2 separate regions of the Mus musculus genome follow, and region 1 is linked to region 2. Evidence: chromatin loops called from intact Hi-C (ENCODE). Cell type or tissue: left cerebral cortex. All regions are shown on one strand.

Evidence for each region. A loop is a pair of places that touch in the nucleus more often than their neighbours do. Peaks named below come from ENCODE experiments on the same cell type or tissue, not always from the same donor. Only the 100,000 strongest peaks of a DNase experiment are listed, where the experiment ranks them.
Region 1: a loop joins it to region 2, with 2.1 times the contacts of the local background. A loop is called at or near these places in 4 of 42 quality-filtered maps.

The regions. Positions count from the first base shown.
Region 1 is chr10:95,948,137-95,953,136 of GRCm38, reverse strand. The region is part of intron 1 of Eea1 (early endosome antigen 1); the gene reads right to left. Among named protein-coding and RNA genes, the nearest start is that of Eea1, 10 kb to the right of the region's middle. In left cerebral cortex, no CTCF peak of the experiment used is centred here; a DNase peak (open chromatin) is centred at 2,536.
Region 2 is chr10:95,995,280-96,000,279 of GRCm38, reverse strand. It overlaps Eea1 (early endosome antigen 1), which reads right to left. Exons shown (of 29, transcript NM_001001932.3): 8 at 4,590-4,711; 9 at 3,188-3,343. Among named protein-coding and RNA genes, the nearest start is that of Eea1, 57 kb to the right of the region's middle. In left cerebral cortex, no CTCF peak of the experiment used is centred here; no DNase peak of the experiment used is centred here.

The sequences.
Region 1 (5,000 bases), 47 kb after region 2:
TTCAACCTGCTTTCTAACCTTTGCCTATTCAACTATCATCTCAGCTATTCAAAAATCTCCAGACTAAGGCACTCCAAAATTTAGGAGGGGAGAAATGGAATAAATAAACTGCAAAAACAGTGCAGTAATTCTTGGCGTGATCTGCAATCTAGCACTTAGGTAGATACAGCAGGAAGACCTCAAGAACAAAGCCAGACTGGGCTATGTAACCATGAAGGAAAGAAGAAGAAAAGAATAAAGTTGGAGAGAAGAAAATGAGGGACGGGAAGCAAAGGAGAAATGTATTCACTAAAGATGCATAATATAACCAAAATTACATAATATTTGTCAAAATGTTGGATAGCATGGTGAGCACATCACAAACATTACTTCACTTGGTGCTATGTAAGAATGTGAAGTAGGTACTATGTTCAAGTTCCAGATACACCAACTGGCTATCAGGAAGTCTGACCGTTTATACCAAGTTTACCCTCATAAGTAGCAACCCAAAAGTTAAATTATTACTGTTCTATTATAACAGTTAAGTACTATGAGATGCTTTTGGAGAATAAAACTAAAACTAACTCCTTGTATTACCTGACTGGAAAAAAAGGGGGAAGGATATCTGAGAAATCATCTGGGTTGTGAGAAAAATAATTAGTGAGAAATGGTCAGGCCTCTGTGTGTAGAAAGGTAAGCAGAGAGAGCATCCAAAGTGATATGAAGGGCCAGAGCACTAAGGTCCTGTATGCAAAATTAAAAGGCTAGACATCTGTATCGAGAATCTCTTAAAAGCATCACCTGTCAATAAAACAAGCTGATGGCCAATGAGCTGAGGCAGGAAACAGGAGGTGGGGCATTGTCAAGAAGAGAGGATTCTGGGAAATAGGAAAGCTATAAAGGAGAGATTCAAGTGAGACTCAGAGAGAATTGCTGAGGAAGATGCTAAGGAAGAAGCATGCCAAGAGTGAAGGAGAGGTAACTAGATACAGAATAGTTTGAACGGGTTAAAAAAGTATGAGTTAGTCCGGAAATGAGTCAAAGCTATGGCCTAGGCAATTAATAATAAATAATTAATCTCAGCATCATTATTGTTGGGTACTGAGTGGTCAGGAGGAAAAAAAAACTTATTATTTTACAGACATCTCCTATAGACATACTTATGGATCAGGATATGAAGTGTCTTGCAAAACGACTCATGTGACAGTCTTGCAAAGACTGTTTTGTCCTCAGTTGGTGGTGGTATTTAGAAGTGATTAGATCAAGTCTCACTCACTAACTTTATCAATGGATTAACTGACAGCTGAAGGGTTTATGAGGAAGTAGAGCCTAACTGAAGAAAATATGTTGCTGAGGGTATACTTTGACAGGTATGTCTTAGCCTTGGACTTTTTCTGTCTCTGACTCTTTCTCTCTTTTTCTCTGCATACTGGCCACTATGAAACAAGCAGCTCTGCTCCAATAAGCCATGTCTGCCATGATGCACAGTGATGGAGCCAACTGACAAGACCTACACCTCTGAAATTGTGGGCCAAAACAAATCTTTCCTCCTTTATGTTAATTTTCTTAGGCATTTTGCCACCAGTTGTCTTGGATACCCCAAAGATGTCAGAGATGCCAGAGCAATGGGATACCTGCCAAGGAACACTGCTAACAGAGAGTGAAACCAGCTTAAGAGAAAGAAGTTTGTTACGGTCATCAAAGATGAAAGAAGTTGGATATCTGAAAGGTGCTTTGACATCTGATCTGGAGATGCGGAGTTCAGAATTTGCATAGGTACTTTTCTGCTTTGGTCCAGTATTTCCTTACTATGACATTTTGGAATGGTAATGTATATTCTGTGATGCTGGAAGTATATGATCTGCTTTTTGAGTTTGATTTTATAGGGGATTACAGTTAAGAGACGGCATGAATCTCAGAAAAGACTTTGAACTTTGGAGTTCTAAACATTGTTGACACTATAGATTATATGAGAGCTTGTGAAGTTGGAGTAATTGTTTTTTGCATTATGCTATCGTAGGTATGGCCCCCATAGACTCACATGTTTGAGCAATCCTATGGGGTGCCAGGGAGTGGAATGTGGCAGTTTGAATATGCTTCGCCCATGAGAAGTGGCACTATTAGGGGGTGTGGCCTCATTGGAGGAATTGTAGCCTTGTTAGAGGAAGTGTGTCACAGTCGGGGTAGGTTTTGAGGTCTCCTAGTGTTCAAGCTCTGCCCAGTGCAGAAGAGTCTCTTCATGGCTGCCAGCAGAAGACAGTCTCCTTCTGGCGGCCTTCTTATCAAGATGTAGAACTCTTAGCTCTCTAGCCCCATGTCTGCCTGCACACTGCCATGCTTCCCACCTCAGACAATGGACTGAACCTCTGAAACTGTAAGCCAGACCCAATTAAATGTTAGCCTCTATGAGAGTTGCCTTGGCCATGGTGTCTCTTCACAGCAATAAAATCCTAACTAAGACACTAGTCTAAGACTAAAACCCCTTCATTCATGTTCCCAGGCTAACTGTTGTCACTACTTCCATCTGCATGCAGGAACACACTCCTACTCTGTGCTAGGCTATATTAGACTCTTGGAAATGCCTGATTCTCTCCCTTCAGAGAAATCTCCGGGAAGATTCAACAACCTCCACTGCTCTCCCTGCCACCTTAACCCCTGCACCGTGTCATTACTTTGTCTCTCATGCTTCCAATCCTTCCTCTGAGTACCCTCCCTTATCACACATTGCTTTGTTACTACTAAACTGCCGTTCTCCTCCACTAAAAATCAATTTCTTCATCTCAGGCTTTATCAGTAAGCCTTGGCATAGTTGTTAGAGCAAAGAGTGAATATTTAACAGTATGTTACGCAAACGCCAATGGCCTGACTGATCATCTAAAATTAAAAAAAAAAAAAGACACTATCTTAGTCTATGTTCTGTTAATGTACTTGAGTATGGGTAATTTGTTTTTAAAGGGGTTTGGGGTTGCAAAGAGATGTCTCAGAGGCTAGAGAAAGTGTGCCTGCTACCAAGTCTGATTACCTGAGTTCAATCCTGGAACCCACATGGTAGAAAGAGAATCTACTCCCCAAAGTTACCTCCACATGTGTTGTGATGCTTCATAACACACACACACACTAAATACTTTAATAAAAAGAGTGAGGTTGGGATCTGTCTTGAGATTCTGTAAGTCCAAGAACAAAATGTCAGCGCCCCTGCTATTCCAGCATGTACCAGAACAGCAGAAGGGCCCACCTGCCTGCAGAAAGACCACATGAGAACACTCCAGCCAGGGAAACTCCAGGCTCACCCTAAGTCCTGATTCAGAGTTCACATTCTTTTTATTATTATTAAATGTATGTATGTATGTATGTATGTATTCATTCATTCATTCATTCATTCATTCACTTGACATCCCAACCCCACGCTCCTGCTTTTGTTTCTGTTTCTGATATAGGCTCACACTATGCAACACAGAGCTACTCTCTAACTTACTTTGTTGCACAGGCTGAGCTGACACACAGTCCTCCTGCCTGGGCCTACAAGCTTCGCCCAGCCTAGCCTCTTGAGAAAGGCATTAGCCAATTCATGATGGCAGTGCTCCTGTTACCACATCACTTCCCTAGAACCGAGCCTCCCAAATCCAACACAATTTAAAAGAATTAATGTTGGTAGGGGCAAAGCAAGCTACAAGACAAAACAATTGTTTACTGTTCTCTAAAAAATTGTGGAATGTATAATTATAACAACAAAACAATATTTTAGCAACAGCTAATATGTACAAAACATTTCAGAAGAATCCAGTTAACCTGCCCCAAACCATGCAGTTAAGGTGTAGGGTAGATATCAACCCAGGCAGGCTGACATCAGAGCTCATAGTATCCCCTCTCACCACCCAACACACGCTTTTTTATTATACTTGAGATGTTGTCTATGTTGTCTAGACTGCACACAAAGTCCTGGTTCAGAGTTCACATTCTTTTTTAATTATTAAATTTATTTATTTTTTCACTTGACATCCCAATATCAGCACCCTCTCTCCTTCCAGTGTCCCCTCATGAAGATCCTCCTCCATTCTTTCCTCCCCTTCTCCTTTGAGAAGGGGACATCTAGGTATCACACACATATACATACACATACACACACACACACACACACACACACACACACACCACAGTGGCATATCAAGTCTCTGCAAGACTAGGTGCATCCTCTCCCACTGAGGCCTAACAAGGTAGCCCAGTTAGGGGAACAGGACTCACAGACAGGCAACAGATTTGGGGACAGTCCCTATTCCTGTTGTTGGAGGACGCCATGAAGACAAAGATGCTCATCTGTTACATATGGCAGGGAACCTAAGCGAGCCCATGCTCACTCTTTGGTTGGTGATTCAGTCTCAGAGTTCACATTCTGATCACTGAATCATACTGCACCTTTAATTCAAATAGACTAGATTAGAAGAGATTAATTTGGGATTAGAAGAGAAGGCTTTGTTCCTATATTAATAAGAAAACGTATTAATATATAAGAAGATATTAATATCTTCTATATTCTAAACATGCAGAGGAAGAGGAGAAAAAGAAGAACATGGAAGGAAGGATTTAGACCACCCTGAACTACAGACCAAGAGCCTGTCTCAAAACAAACAAACAACAAACAAACAAAAACTCAACTATCTGGTACACATACATATAACAAAAACTACACAAAAAGAAAACTATTCCATAGTTACTACTCTTTAAAATTCACTTCAATAAATTAGTAATAACCTCATCAAACTTAAGCCCCCAGCTGATCTGAGAAACTCCAGCTGGCTTTAAATATGCTTACTTTAAATATGGTGCCCTAAATGTGTATGCTGAGGTTCCCTACGCCGTCCTTCCTTGTGCTTATCCAAGTATGCAACATCAGTTAGTGATTCTTTAAGAAATTCCTCTCTCCTCCAATACACAACAAATTCCACACAGGTTCGTATCTGTTGTCGCCATCTCTACCTGCCATATACGGCAGGCTACAGGAGGAGAGAGAACAGCTTCGTCCG
Region 2 (5,000 bases):
CATTGAGAACACAATAAAAATGTCCAAACATACTTACAAATGGGATCTCTTAAACTAACATACTTAATATTGAAATATTCATAAATAGCTTAAATAATCTTAAATAGCTATGTCTGATTATAATCATCCTTAGTCCATACTTGTATAAACATTTTTGCTCTTAAAATTAAGATCCAAATAAGATTACTTAAAATATAAATAAGATTCTTTAAAAACATTTCCATTAAATACCACAATATATCTAAACTCATTGCAGCTTTCTTTAATATTTACCTTGATGAAGCATTTTCAAAATAATTTTAAATCTTGAAACCTTCAATCTTCAATCTATAAAATCTCCAACTACTTATTAAGTACTTCAAATGCTTTAGAATAAAAATATACTTTCATAAATATATAGAAAATGCAGTAAGCTCATAAGGTATGTAAGTTTCAAGGAGAATAAACTAAAGTTGTATTTAACAATATGTTCCAGAATACATATCACCAATCCGAACTAGAAAACATTTGATAAATCCTTATATTTCTTGCTTCTCTAATGGCTTTTAATTTGTTTTGATTCTGATTAAGAGAAAGTAACCACATCTATAATAATTTGATTCTAGTAAATTTTTAAATGATGTAATTCACTAATATACTTAGATAAAAACAACTAGAATTGAATTTTAATTAAACACGTTACATATTCATAGTAAGTAGAAACAACAACAACAACAAAAAACCCAAATGAAGTAAAAAACAAGTATATGAGATGAAACAATCAATTATACTAATGTTTCTATGGAAACAGTATTAGATAAACTTGAAAATATTTTCAGTTACTCAATACATAACAACATACAATTTTGGCAAAACACTAAAGTAGCAATAAACATTGGGACAAGGTTAGTAGCACAAAAAGCTTGCATGGTAGCTCACTCTCCTAATTCCATCTTAGGGGGCTGAGGCATGGAGAGTCACATATGAGAGATTGAGGCAGCCAAGGCTATACAGGGAGCTCCAGGTTAGCCTTCAGCTAGATGAGACACTGTCTCAAAATAAAAACAGAAAACAAGCAAACAAAAAGCCTAGCAGCACCAGTCACTCATGAGGCAATTATGAGACAAGTTAAATGGAAGACAGGCACTAAGGGAGGGGTGCTGGGCCTGAGTAAGACCCAGGTTCTCAGTTTTACACAAGCGACTGAAAGTCGGTTACACCTAATTGAGCCTCAGATTCCTCATAACTTTATAAGATCAGATGAGAAACTTTTAAAGCTAACACAGTACTCAAAATGACCTGGTGGAGTATCAGAAACCTAGTGGTGTCCAAAAAAAATCTGTCTAATGGCATTAGTGTGACTCTGATAATACTTCTTTGGGGGTGGGGGGGTCAAGGGGCAGAGGGTTTTTATTTTTGTTTTTTGAGACAGGGTTTCTCTGTGCAGTCCTCCCTGTCTTGAAACTTGCTCTGTAGACCAAGCTAACCTCTCCACCTGCCTCTCTTCCTGAGTGCTAGGATTGAAGGTGTATACCACTATGGCATGGCTTTTGCTAATATTCTTAATTAACAAGTATGACTCTTTAATTCTCAACTAAAAAAAGTCAGAGTAAATTCACTTTAAAATATGTATACTCTAAAACCACCATTAATTACTTCCATTAACATTTAGTCACCATGTGCTTTTATATGGAAATGTCAACATTCAATGGCATTTTTAAGTGAAGAGACTACTGTTATAATTTGAGAAGTTATTAGTCAGCAGTCAGATCTAATCAACACTAGTCCTAAGTACAGAAATAAATGACTGGGCTTGCTCAAGTTAAAGTCATCTAAAACACCCTTTTCCTTATCCGACTTTGACTCAGCATCTTCTCATCTTTTAAGTGTACAGGAGTGTTACTTGAATGAATGTGTGTGCACCATGTATGTGTAGCACCTGTGAGGTTAATAAGACAATGTCAGATGCTCCGGAACAGGAGGGATAGAAGGATACCGGGAAGAGTAGCCAATGCTCTTTACTGCTGAGCCATCTCTCCAGCCGCCAATTAGTTACAGTCTAATTAGTAATACCTCTCAACACTGAACTGACTTTGGTAAACTTATGAACCCCCTCAAACTATTTGGAAACTTGTGAACCTGTGTGGTTACGGTTATGAAGTGTCATTTCGGGGAATCTACATGGTAACTTCGTGTCACGCATCTACACTCTTGTAAGTTCCCACTGATGAGACACAGATAAAGAAACACAGGAGGAACCAGACACAGGATAGCTGTAATAGTTTTACTCCATGATTTACTGGCATGTTACTATTTATGAACAGAGTGGGATTTTGGTCACCAGCTAAAAACTGTCACTACAACAAATGCTTTTGTTTTTGTGTTGTTCTCTGTTTTGGGGTGTCTGTGTGTGTGTGTGTGTGTGTGTGTGTGTGTGTGTGTGTGTGTGTGTGTGTGTTTTCAAATAGGGTCCCTCACTATGTACCTAAGATTGCTCTTAAACTCATGATCCTCCTCTTAGCCTCCAAATGTTGGAATTCTATGTGTGTGTGACAACATATGACAAACTGGATAAGTTATGGTAGTATGTTGCAGCAGTTTTTTTAAGATTTATTTACTTTTATTTTGTACATGTAAGTGTTTTGCCTATGGTACATCTGTGCACCACGTATGTGCCGGGTGCCTTCAGAGGCTAGGAAGAGAACATCAGATCCCTGAGAAGTGAAGTTACAGATGTTTGTGAGTTGCCTTGCGGTTGCTGGGAACCAAATCCTGGTAAGAGAGTGCTTTAACTGCTGAGCCCACCCTCCGCAGTACCAATTCAACACTTCAGCTACAGCATTCAATGCCTATCAATTAGAAATAAATCTATTAAAAAACACATCATCTGCTAGGTACTATGGTACATTTCTGTCATCTCAGGAGACCAAGGAGGTTAAGAAGAGCCTCCATAGTGAGACTGCATGCCAAAAATTTTTACAGAACCAGAAAGAAAGCAAAGAAAGAAGCAATTATTTCTAAATATTTTCCCAAAACAATATTGTTAAAGTAACTATAGGAAATGACATCAGACTTGGTTTACTGCAACCAAATTAAGATAAATTCAATTATCACTTACCAACTGGCCTTAATTATCTACTGCATATATGCATCATTTATTAGGTGGAATAGTAATCTATCATGGAAGCATTCCACTCAGTGTCATTACCTCCAAATGAGCATGCTCTGATTGTAACTTTTTGCATTCATCTTTAAGTTTTTCAGATTCTCTCTCACGTTCCAAAGTCATGTTATCCATTAGTGTTTGAACTTGGACCAGTTCTTTCTTTAGTACAGCAACATCTTCTATACCAGGTCTCTGAAGCTGTGAAACACACATTTTAAATAAATATTACAGTTAAAAAACCTAAAATAATATACATTTTAGAATAAGTCACTAAAAGGAGATCAAAATAAAAACAAACATTATTACCAATTTTTAGACTCTAAACCGCAAACACTGATTCCTGCCTCAATAAACCAATGCCCTTTCCATTCATTGTACTTACAGTCTCATCAAGCTGCACACTAGCAAACTCACAACTACCCAAGTATTTCCTTGGCTTGGCTTCCCTTAACAAACTGTGTATGGATCCTAACAACGACTTCACAGACTGCATTCTTCCCTCTGCTGAGGAGGAGGCAATGGGACTAAAGAAGTGAGCTCTGAGGGGACCTCTTGCCTAGCACGGAGCCATGGTGATACAACAACAAAATTTAAATAAGGAAGAAAAGATGCAAGCTTGTTCCGGGTTTCCAGTCGGTTGCTTGTATTCAGTCATTTATTCATGTATTTATTGAATGCTATATAAATAAAGATATCAAAGATAGGTCCAGGGTTGTAAACCCTAAGGAAAACACTGAACCATGGTACCTACTGACAAACACCATCACCAAACAAGTCTGACTTGAATTTTATGTTTGAAGAATTTGAAATAAAATTTCTTTCCAGTTGGAGGCAATGCTAAACCTGATGCACTATGAAACTGAAGTGTAAGGAAAAAGTCTGCACGTTGGCGCACAGCTTTAGCCCCACACTGAGGAAGCAGAGGTAAGAGGATCTCTCTGAGTTGGAGGCCAGTCTTGTCTACCATAGCAAGTTCCACTATGGCTGAGGCTACACAGTGAGATCCTGTCTCAAAAGAGCATTACAATGGGAGGAAATGAGAGTTTCAGAGATGTGGATAGAGGAAATATTTTAAAAACAAAACAAAAATTTATACTTAAACAGAAACAACAATATCATCAAAGGAGCTAAATGACATAATTTTTATAACATCTTTTTTACTTTTAAAAATCATAGGGCATATATATATATACATACATACAAACATACATATATATATATATATATATATATATATATATATATGTAGAAGGATATATGGAATCTTTTTTATTGCCTCCAGTTCATTAAACTATTTTTTAAATATTTCTTCAGCTGGATATTTAACTCAAAACTTCATACATTGTTGGCAAGTTCTCTATCACTTAGCCATATGCCTGTTATCATATATATTTCATTTTAATTAGGATGGTACAAATTAACATAATGATGATAAATAAATTACCAGTTCAGTTTTCAGATCTTGAATTACAGTTGTCTGTTTGTTTAAGTCTTCTGTCAAATGTGTCACTTTTTGTTCAGCAGCTGCTCGGAGACTCTTTTCTTCATCATATTTTGACTTTATATCTAATTAAAAATAGCAATACATATATTGATTTCAAAATATTAACCCTGAAGGCAGGTCTTATAAGTCTGCATATATTAACCTGCAAGGTTATACACACTTAAGTCTAATTCACATTTCTTAAGTACCCATAACTATACCCATAAGGTTATAATCATGTTAAATTCCAACCAACAGTAGACTACTTAGTACTTTAATCTACATACATAAAATGTTTTACCAAAAAGCACATAATTTGAAACAAAATACATTATGAATAATTAATTGATAGTATAACCAAGTATTAAATCT